2 separate regions of the Homo sapiens genome follow, and region 1 is linked to region 2. Evidence: chromatin loops called from intact Hi-C (ENCODE). Cell type or tissue: endothelial cell of umbilical vein. All regions are shown on one strand. Each heading gives the region's core, and the rest is flanking DNA. Links, peaks and the distances in the headings are about the cores only. Region 1 overlaps AOAH (acyloxyacyl hydrolase). Region 2 has its middle 83 kb from the start of ANLN.

Region 1 (4,397 bases), core at 72-4,071, 54 kb before region 2:
GGAGGATCGCTCAAGTCCAGGAGGTCAAGACCAGCCTGGGCAACATTGCAAGACCCCATCTCTAAAAACAAAACATCTTTTTTTATTAGCCAGGCATGGTGGTGCATGCTTGTAGTCCCAGCTACTCTGGAGGTTGAGATGGGGGGATCACTTGAGCCTGGGTGGTTGAGGCTGCAGTGAGTTGTGATCACGTCACTCAACTCCAGCCTGGTTGACAGAGAGAGACCTCATCTCTATAAAAATAAAAATAAAGTTTAATAAATGGAGCTCTATAATGCCTCAAGATTAAGAGCTGGGTCAGTCATCAGATTTATAAGTCCTGCTATGTGCCAGGAGCTATGAAGGTGCTGGGAACATAATCGTCAACAAAGCAGAAGAGTCCTTATCTCTGTGGAGGATATAGAGAGAAGAGCTTTATTCTTGTCTGTCCAGAATTCCACTGGTGAACTGATATGCTTGGAAGCAGGGCCTCATCAGCCCTTTCTTGTCCTCACAGCAATAATAAACACAGTGAAAAAGCAAAAAGTTGAATTAAGCTGAACTGAACATTCTACATCAACGTGGGAGAAAGCTCCTAGGCATTTCTCCATGCTTGGCGATTCCCATCAACAGTTCAAGGAACTTCCTGTTTTGTAATCTCCTGCTATTTGTTTAAAATAAATGTGAAGATCTAGTTTTGGTGCAGGGCCTTCTTCATCTTCTCCTCAGGAAGTTAGTGGGCACCCCACTAGGGAAGGCATGTGGGCACAGTGAGACCACTGTGGGACCTGCCTCCATGAACATCTGATACAGCACCTGCATTTGATGTCTAGGTGCCGCCATGTCCACCTCTGAAAGAGCTAGCATTTCTATCTGGTTTTCAGGAACCGTGGTAGTGTCCTGACTTAAGCTCAGAGTCAGGTACTGCAAAAGACATTTTTAACTTGAAATTTTAGCATTTTCCAAAGCAGTGGGAGGGATAATCCCCTCCCAGATCCATCTCTGTGGGTAACCACCCGTGCCTGGGCAGCTCATCTTCCCAGAAACCCACCCCATGTGGGTACGATGTGTGGTTATAGAAAGAGCCCAGAATTTACAACTGTCTTCCTATTCCAGCTCAGACACAGAATAGCTGGGTGACCTCAAGTGAATTAAATAACCACCCAGCCTTTGTTTCCTTGTATGTAGGATAGAAATAACTAACCCACGTAAAGATTAAGTAAAACAAAACTTGTAAAGTTGCAAAGACTCAGTAACTGTTAGTGGCCGTCCCCCGCCACCACCATCATCCGTGTGTATGAAGCAACTCCTTCACTCCTGATGTCCAACCCACCCCCCAGCTCCATTCACGCCTGTGAAGTACTTTGAGTTCCTTCGAGGAAGGTATGGTAGAAATGCATCCATTACCAAGAAGAAAAGTAATCTTTTATCAGAAATTAAAATCCTACAGAGTCACTTATTAAGTCTGCAGTCCTGATAGTCCCATGAAAATCTCTCCTCTCATTTTGGTACTGTATGTGATCTGACAATTGTGTCAAAAATATTCTCATTTTTCATGATACTAAAATTCACAATTTCACATCCTTGTGACAGAGCAAATTGCAGTTAAGGGTCCCTGTCACTTGAGGGTAGGCACAAGACCCATTCATTTTCCACCCTGACAGCCTCAGTCCAGCACTGAAAGATGATTACTCATCTCCAAAGACTTTCTGTCTCTTGCTGACTCATTCTCCAACTGGTTATGAACTAAACAGAGGCAGCAACTTTTCCTCCCTTCAGGAAATGCCAACTTGAGCAGGTGATATTCTTTTTCTTTGTCTGCACCACACCTCCCCAACAGAGGAAAGAAAATGCCACTTGGCTGACAAAGCCATTTTTACACTGACAGTTTAAATATACCTCCAGCTGCCCTCAACTTCCCAGACAGCTCAATTGGCATAAACCTGGCTCTTGGTTCCCCGCACCATGAATACATTTGTAAAATCAGCCAATGACTTTATGGGGCTGGCCAGAAAGCAGCCTTTTCTTTAAAATATCTGCTAGTGTTGCTGTTCATCAAACAGTGTTTGATGAACAAGTGTTTTATGAGTCTTCCTCCCTTGTTTCTATTACATCTTTGAAAAGCTGGTCATTAGCAGCTTCTTTGACTTTACAAATAAACTACATTAAAGAAGAAGAAAACAAAACAAAATACATTATGCTCCAAATCTCCACAGATCATCCATGATCATTCAAGAAACTTAATCCAGATATTCTGAAGAACAAATAGGAATTCATTGGTCTATTTTAAGTTATGGTCCAAAGTAGAAAGGAAGCTGACCAACTTACCATGTTATCTTTGAATGGACCTCCCACTCTAAAATCAATCAAGGAAAAAGTAAAGACCAGTGTCTGGTATTGCATTTCTCCCAAGAAAGCAGAATTTCATCCTGAGATAAACAAAAAAAGGATCTTCCCTTTGACATTGGTCACGATACAGATAAAATCCTAAATAAACACTTGCCTGTGAGTTACTGAAGCTCCCTTAAGTTTTACTGTCCTGATGGCTACATGTATGTGATGACCCATATCCCTCACAGACATAATAATCATATGGGGGAAAAAAATGATGTTTACCTCTGTAAATAAACAGGTTGTAGTCTTAATAAACTTGGAGCATTTTCTTTTAACACCTATTGTATTATTTTATATGGCAAGCAAGTTCTTCCAAAGGCTGGACTCCCTTGTAGTTGCTGCCTAATGTAGAGAAGGGATGGGGGTTGAGAGACAGGAATAATTTCCTAGCAGGCAGGAATGTGTTATCATCGACATTATTTAGAATTGCTGGACTATGGTGATGACAAAAGGTGGACCTCTCCCACTGCCCCCAACCCTAGGGTACGCTCCTATTCCCCCGCAAAGCTTGGCAAGTAAATATCCCTCCTCTTTCTTTGTGCTTTTTCTCCTGAGTTTTCCTTTTATGATCCCCACAATTATGGGATTGCTCAAGTCTCCAAGGGAAGGAGAAGGGAATGGTCATCTCTTCTCATTTTGAAAACACAGTATAGGTTGAATATCCTTATCCTGAATGCTTGGGACCAGAAGTGTTTCAGATTTTGGATTTTGGGGGATGTTTTTGGATTTTGGAATATATGCATTATGTATACTTACCAGTTGATCATCCTACACACAAAATCCAAAATTTTCCAGTAAGCATTTCCTTTCAGCATCATGTTGGCACTCAAAAAGTTTTGAATTTTAGAGCATTTTGGATTTTGGCTTTTTGGATGTGGGATGCTCAACCTGCATCACTAACTCTGATATCTGAATTATCTTGTTCCATGAAGACATCTATCAACACCTCTCTTTCTTTCTCTAAGGGCCATAGTTTTCAGTTTGGTAATTAGTAACACACAAAAAATGCAAATCAAAATGAAAATAGCCTAGAATTACTTTAAGCCTAGATGCCAAAATTGAATCACAGTCTAAGAAACTCATGTATAAGCAAATCTCACCTTTGTAATATCAGGCTCCTAGTAAACATTCTTCTCAAGGAACATGATATTGTTTAAACTGTGTTTCCCTAACAGGTTCAAATTTGCTTTCTACTGTGGATTTTCCAGAGCTCCTGATCACCATAATCCTTTTCTAGACTTTTTATTAGCCATCTCAGGCATGGGCTTTGATTCAACATGTCATTCAACTCTCTTTGCAAACATGGAGAGTCAGAAAGTATTTAAGAGGCTTCCTACCACCACTGCATCAGATGACCCCAGGAGAGTCCAGGTCAGGTCCATGGTTTGCTGTGCATCTATTTATTACAAGAGGACTCTGCCTCATGTCTTATTCATCCAACTCTTCACAACTTTTTAGTAGGCTCTGTCTGAAGTCTTGATGAGGCTCAATTCCCATTGGCCTGCTGTTATTAGCATACCTGGGAATTTTTTAATAACTGTCTTATCTCAGAATGCTGTAATAAAATACCATGAACTGGGTGGCTTATAAACAACAAAAATTTATTTCTCACAGTTCCGGAGGCTAAAAGTTTAAAATCAGGATGCCAGCATGGTCAGGTTCTGGTGAGGGTCCCCTTCCGTGTTGCCGACTGCCAACTTCTCATCATATCCTCACATGGTTTAAAAAAAAAAAAGAGTGAGCGAGCCCTCTGGGGTGCATTTTATTTGATTTATTTATCTTTTAATTTACTTATTGTCGAGACAGAGTCTCACACTGTCTCCCGGGCTGAAGTGCAGTGGCGCAATCTTGGCTCACTACAATCTCTGCCTCCCATGTTCAGGCGATTCTCCTGCCTCAGCCTCTCGAGTAGCTGGGATTACAGGTGCCCACCACCACACCTGGCTAATTTTTTTTTGTTTTTTTTTTTTTTAGGTTTTCTTTTGTATTTTTAGTAGAGACGGGGTTTCACTATGTTGGCCAGG
Region 2 (4,397 bases), core at 154-4,153:
TAAAAGTAGGAAAAGAGAAGGTGTTAGTATATATGATTAGCTTAGGTTTTACAACATATGACAGAAATCCAAAAGTGACAATGGCTTAAACCCATAGAGGTTTATTCTCTCACATAAAATAAGTCTAAAGATAGTCTAAGAAGATTTGGTGGCATCATTAAGCTATGAGGAACCTGAGTTTATCTTTATACTTTACTGTCCTCAGCACATGGTACCTATCCTCTTGATCCAATATGGCTACTGCAGCTCCAGCCATCATGCCTTTATTCCAAAGAGGAAGAAGAAAAAAAAACACTTCCTTAGTTGTTGGTCCCCTTTTAATGAGTCTTCTTTACATATCATTGGCTGGAACTAAGTCATATGGCCATACCTAGAAATGTAGTCTTAAATTTTGCTGTCAGAGTATCCTTCTCTTCCTCACTGCTCCACTCTCTGCCCCAGTTATATAGTGACTCTGATGTTAAAACAAAGGGGTGGGGAGATGGATGTTGGAAGGCTCTAACAGTATATATCACTGTGGGTTTAGCTGTCCAGGAGATAAGCCAATGGTCTTTTAAACAGATTCTTAATGCATTACCCTAGCATGGGCTCTCTATGCATATCCTGGCTTGGCTTCACATACTGCCCAGACCCCACTCCCAGGCCTGAAAAAGCCAAACTAGGAGGTCAAGTGAAAGCAGGAAGGGTCCTCACCTGAGGGAGCTTGGCCAGAGAGAAGAGTCAGAATTACTGCCGACAGAAGCCAAATAGAGTCAAGCACTCAACCCAGAGGGGCCAAGATGAAAACGGAAGAAAAGGCATCAAAAACAGGATTTTGGAAGGTTAGCAGCAAGGCAGATTAAGGAGTCAGGAAGTGGTCAAAGAAGGTGATTCATAATGTTATCTGGCACATGCACGCTAGAGCTTTCCTTTGTGTGGTCTAAGATGTTTCCCGAGAAACCAGCCAGGGAAGGGACCCTTCTCTGGGGGACATATGTACTGTCTGTGTGGCCTATTATGAGCTCCCCTTTGATTTTGGCACGGGTACAGGACCCAAAAGAACCATGGGGAGCTGAGAAGGTGTGGTATCATAGCCCAGGGCAGAAGCCCTTGACGGCTACATTGTTATCCAGAGATGAAAAGTTGGCCTGTATTTTGCCTGAGGGACGTGATTTGTCCCTGTTAGTACCTGTGCCTGCTTTGTTGTTCCAGCTGTAGTTTGGCATGCTCCAACAGCATTGTGGATTGGGCCCACGCCTACACTGAGGTGACCAATGTCTCCAACTGTTGCATCTGCACTGCCCTCCCAGCAGCAGCTGCGGACAGCTTGCCTTGTCACGTGCATCCAGCTTCTGTGCAGAACTGAACATCACTAGAGACTTGGGATCCCATGGACAATGGGTGGGATGCAACACAGCGGGCTTTGGACAGGGGTGTTGCAAAACCATGGCAAGCCTGCCCCCTGGCTGACTCATAGTGTCCATGATGGATGGGGCTGGCTAATAGGAGATCACGTGGTGCCCCCATCGCAGGTGCCACAATGCATAGAGCAGCACCGGGGAAAAGTCACTGTGGGATGGCTGCCTACTGAGGTTTGTGCAAACACAACACATGTCACCACACCAAGGGTGTGGTGGAACAAGCAGCCTTACCAAGGCTGGGCCCCCCCCATGGACTTCGTGCCCCCTGGGAGTTTATGGGTCTGTGGGGACACAGGATGGCCATGTCTGCCATCCAGTTGGACCAGATGTTGTACCTGGGGTGGCCCAATGTGCCTGCCACTGTGTTTCCCCCATTGCCTAGTTGCTGGCATTATTAGGAGGCACTGCATTCCCGCTTTTTGCGAGGGCAGGGGGCCCCCTGGTGGTTCTATCCCTTAGCAATAACTATCCCTGGAGTAAAAGTCATTACTGTAGAAAAGCAGGTTACAGCCTTTGCAGAGCACACAGCTCGTGCTCTGAATGACACCTGAGTTGCTCTCCTTTTGTTAACTGATGAAGTTGATCAGATCAGGAAGGTGGTGCTACAAAACCAGATGGCTTTAGACACAGTCACAGCTACCCAAGGTGGCACCTGTGCCCTTGTAGGGACACAACGTTGTACATTTATACCTGACAACCACCGGAACATAACAGCAGCTTTACAAAGGGTGTCACAGGAGATTAAGGTGATTGAGCACCTTACTGACGACCCCCTTCAGAGATGGTGGGCATCTCTGGGCTCTGGCCTATGTTGGGCTCTCATAATCATAGGTAGCATAGCAGGAATATTAGTGGTAGGTTTTTGCTCTCTGTATTGTTGCTGTGGCCTGTGGGTCCAGGGTGCTGCTGTATATGCAGGGGTCCCCACCAAGAGGATCCCCTCGGCCTAGGGGGTGTAGTGTAAGGAACATGGCTGTGCTGCAGCCAAGCAGGCACAGGGCAGCAGGCATAGGCCCAGGTAAACAGCTTGGATGATCCAGCAGGTTTGTGGTGCAGGCACACAGTCCCATGTTTATATAATCATAAGCATGTAGACATAACATAGAGAAGCTCATCACCTGGCTCTCAGGCACTATTGTTTGTGTGGTGCATAAATGTAACACTGACTCTGTGAAGGAGCTGCTGAATAAAGCCATCTCCCATCTACCTGCTGTCTCTCAAGTGTTCTTCCAGCTCCCTGCCCTACATCCACCCACTCCCCTCAGCCCTCAGCTGGGGCTGGAACCTGACCCTGAGCATGATAGAATTCTTTATGCTATTATCAGACACTTGTACCTGAGTGTGAATGAAGACACTGAGAGCTGTGTCATGGGGTGCAGGAGACAGACTATCAGGATACTGGGTACCAGGAAGGAAAGGTGGCCAGTGCAGAGGCTGAGGGCATAACTAGATCAAGGGACAAGCCTGTCTGGTGGCCAACCCATAATAAGCACCAAGATATCACTGAAATAGGAGGAAATATTGTGCCAGTTGGCTCGGATTTCTACATTTATTTTCTTACCTTACTGGCAAACTATAATTGGTCTTGTTCTCCCGGATTCCCTCAAAGTGGAAGTAAACATTTGAAAAGCAATCCTCCCATGTGCCCATTGCATGGTGCCACTTTTGGCCTCTCTGTCAGTGATGAAAGTGAATAGGCTGGCAGTCCTACAATGAGAACAACATCAGCAGAATTCCTGGCCCCCAGTGATGTTTGATGTGGTGCTGTTGACAAATAATGAGGGTTCCACTTTATTGTTTAAATTGTAACCCTTTAGGCCAGGCACGGTGGCTAACACCTGTAATCCCAGCACTTTGGGAGGCCAAGGCGGGTGGATCACTTGAGGTCAGGAGTTCGAGACCAGCCTCACCAACATGGTGAAACCAAGTCTCTACTAAAAAAATACAAAAATTAGCCAGGCATGGTGGTGGGCACCTATAATCCCAGCTTCTCAGGAGGCTCAAGCACGAGAATCACTTGAACCCAGGAGGCAGGGGTTGCAGTGAGCTGAGATTGCACCACTGCACTCCAGCCTGGGCAATAGAGCAAGACTCTGTCTCAAAAAAAAAAAAAAAGTTGTAACCATTTAATAAACCTCCCAAAAGGATGTCCCATCCAGAAAAATATAAAACTGAAGGAATACAAGGTAAGTCTACCAAAAAAACAAAAATCACTTGCCACTATGATAGTCAGAAAAAAAATTTAAACATATTTTAACATTTTACAGCTATATGTATTTGTTATCATTCATCATTAGTCAAATGAGTAATGCTATAGAAGTATGAGCAATGGAAAAATTATAAAATAAAAGATATTCCTAAATAAGTTAAAACATTTAGTCTTATAATTTAGTTTAATAATAAGTTTAGTCTAATAATTAGGTTTAAATTTGAAGAAAAGACATATGAAATTTTTTTTTAAACAGAGGGTCTTGCTATTTTGTCCAAGCTGGACTTGAACTCCTGGGCTCAAGCGATCCTCCCACCTCAGCCTCCCAAGTAGCTGAGACTATAGGCATGTGCCACCACACCCAGCTCATGTAATTTTTAAAAGAGAAAAATCCATCCTGTCCCCTTAATGGTTAGCTAAATAAATATTGAGCAAACATGGAAACTATGTTCATTGGGAGGAGTGCCAGATTCTTAGCCTGTGTCAAGCACCCTGTCCTAGCCCTGGTTTAGGACACCTACTTCTCTTTTTCTTTCTTTTTTTTCTTTTTTTTTCTTTTTTTTTTTTTTTGAGACTCTGTCTCCCAGGCTGGAGGGCAGTGGCACAATCTTGTTTCATTGCAACCTCCACCTCCCAGGTTCAGATGATCCTCCTGCCTCAGCCCCACAACTAGCTGGGACTACAGGCATGCACTATCACGCCCAGCTAATTCTGTATTTTTGGTAGAGACACAGTTTCACTATGTTGGTCAGGCTGGTCTTGGACTCCTGACCTCAAGTGATCCACCC

Evidence for each region. Peaks named below come from ENCODE experiments on the same cell type or tissue, not always from the same donor. Only the 100,000 strongest peaks of a DNase experiment are listed, where the experiment ranks them.
Region 1: it touches region 2 in a loop (4-fold over the local background); 1 of 110 quality-filtered maps calls a loop at or near these places.

Annotation. Positions count from the first base shown.
Region 1 is chr7:36,524,451-36,528,847 of GRCh38, reverse strand. All of the region lies in intron 19 of AOAH (acyloxyacyl hydrolase), which reads left to right. Among named protein-coding and RNA genes, the nearest start is that of AOAH-IT1, 73 kb to the left of the region's middle. RefSeq lists a cis regulatory region at 1,697-1,707 and enhancers at 1,630-1,774, 1,551-1,845. In endothelial cell of umbilical vein, for the core only: no CTCF peak of the experiment used is centred there; no DNase peak of the experiment used is centred there.
Region 2 is chr7:36,470,996-36,475,392 of GRCh38, reverse strand. No RefSeq gene overlaps it. Among named protein-coding and RNA genes, the nearest start is that of ANLN, 83 kb to the right of the region's middle. In endothelial cell of umbilical vein, for the core only: a CTCF peak has its summit at 1,836 (motif pointing left); a DNase peak (open chromatin) is centred at 842; H3K27ac peaks cover 1,347 bases.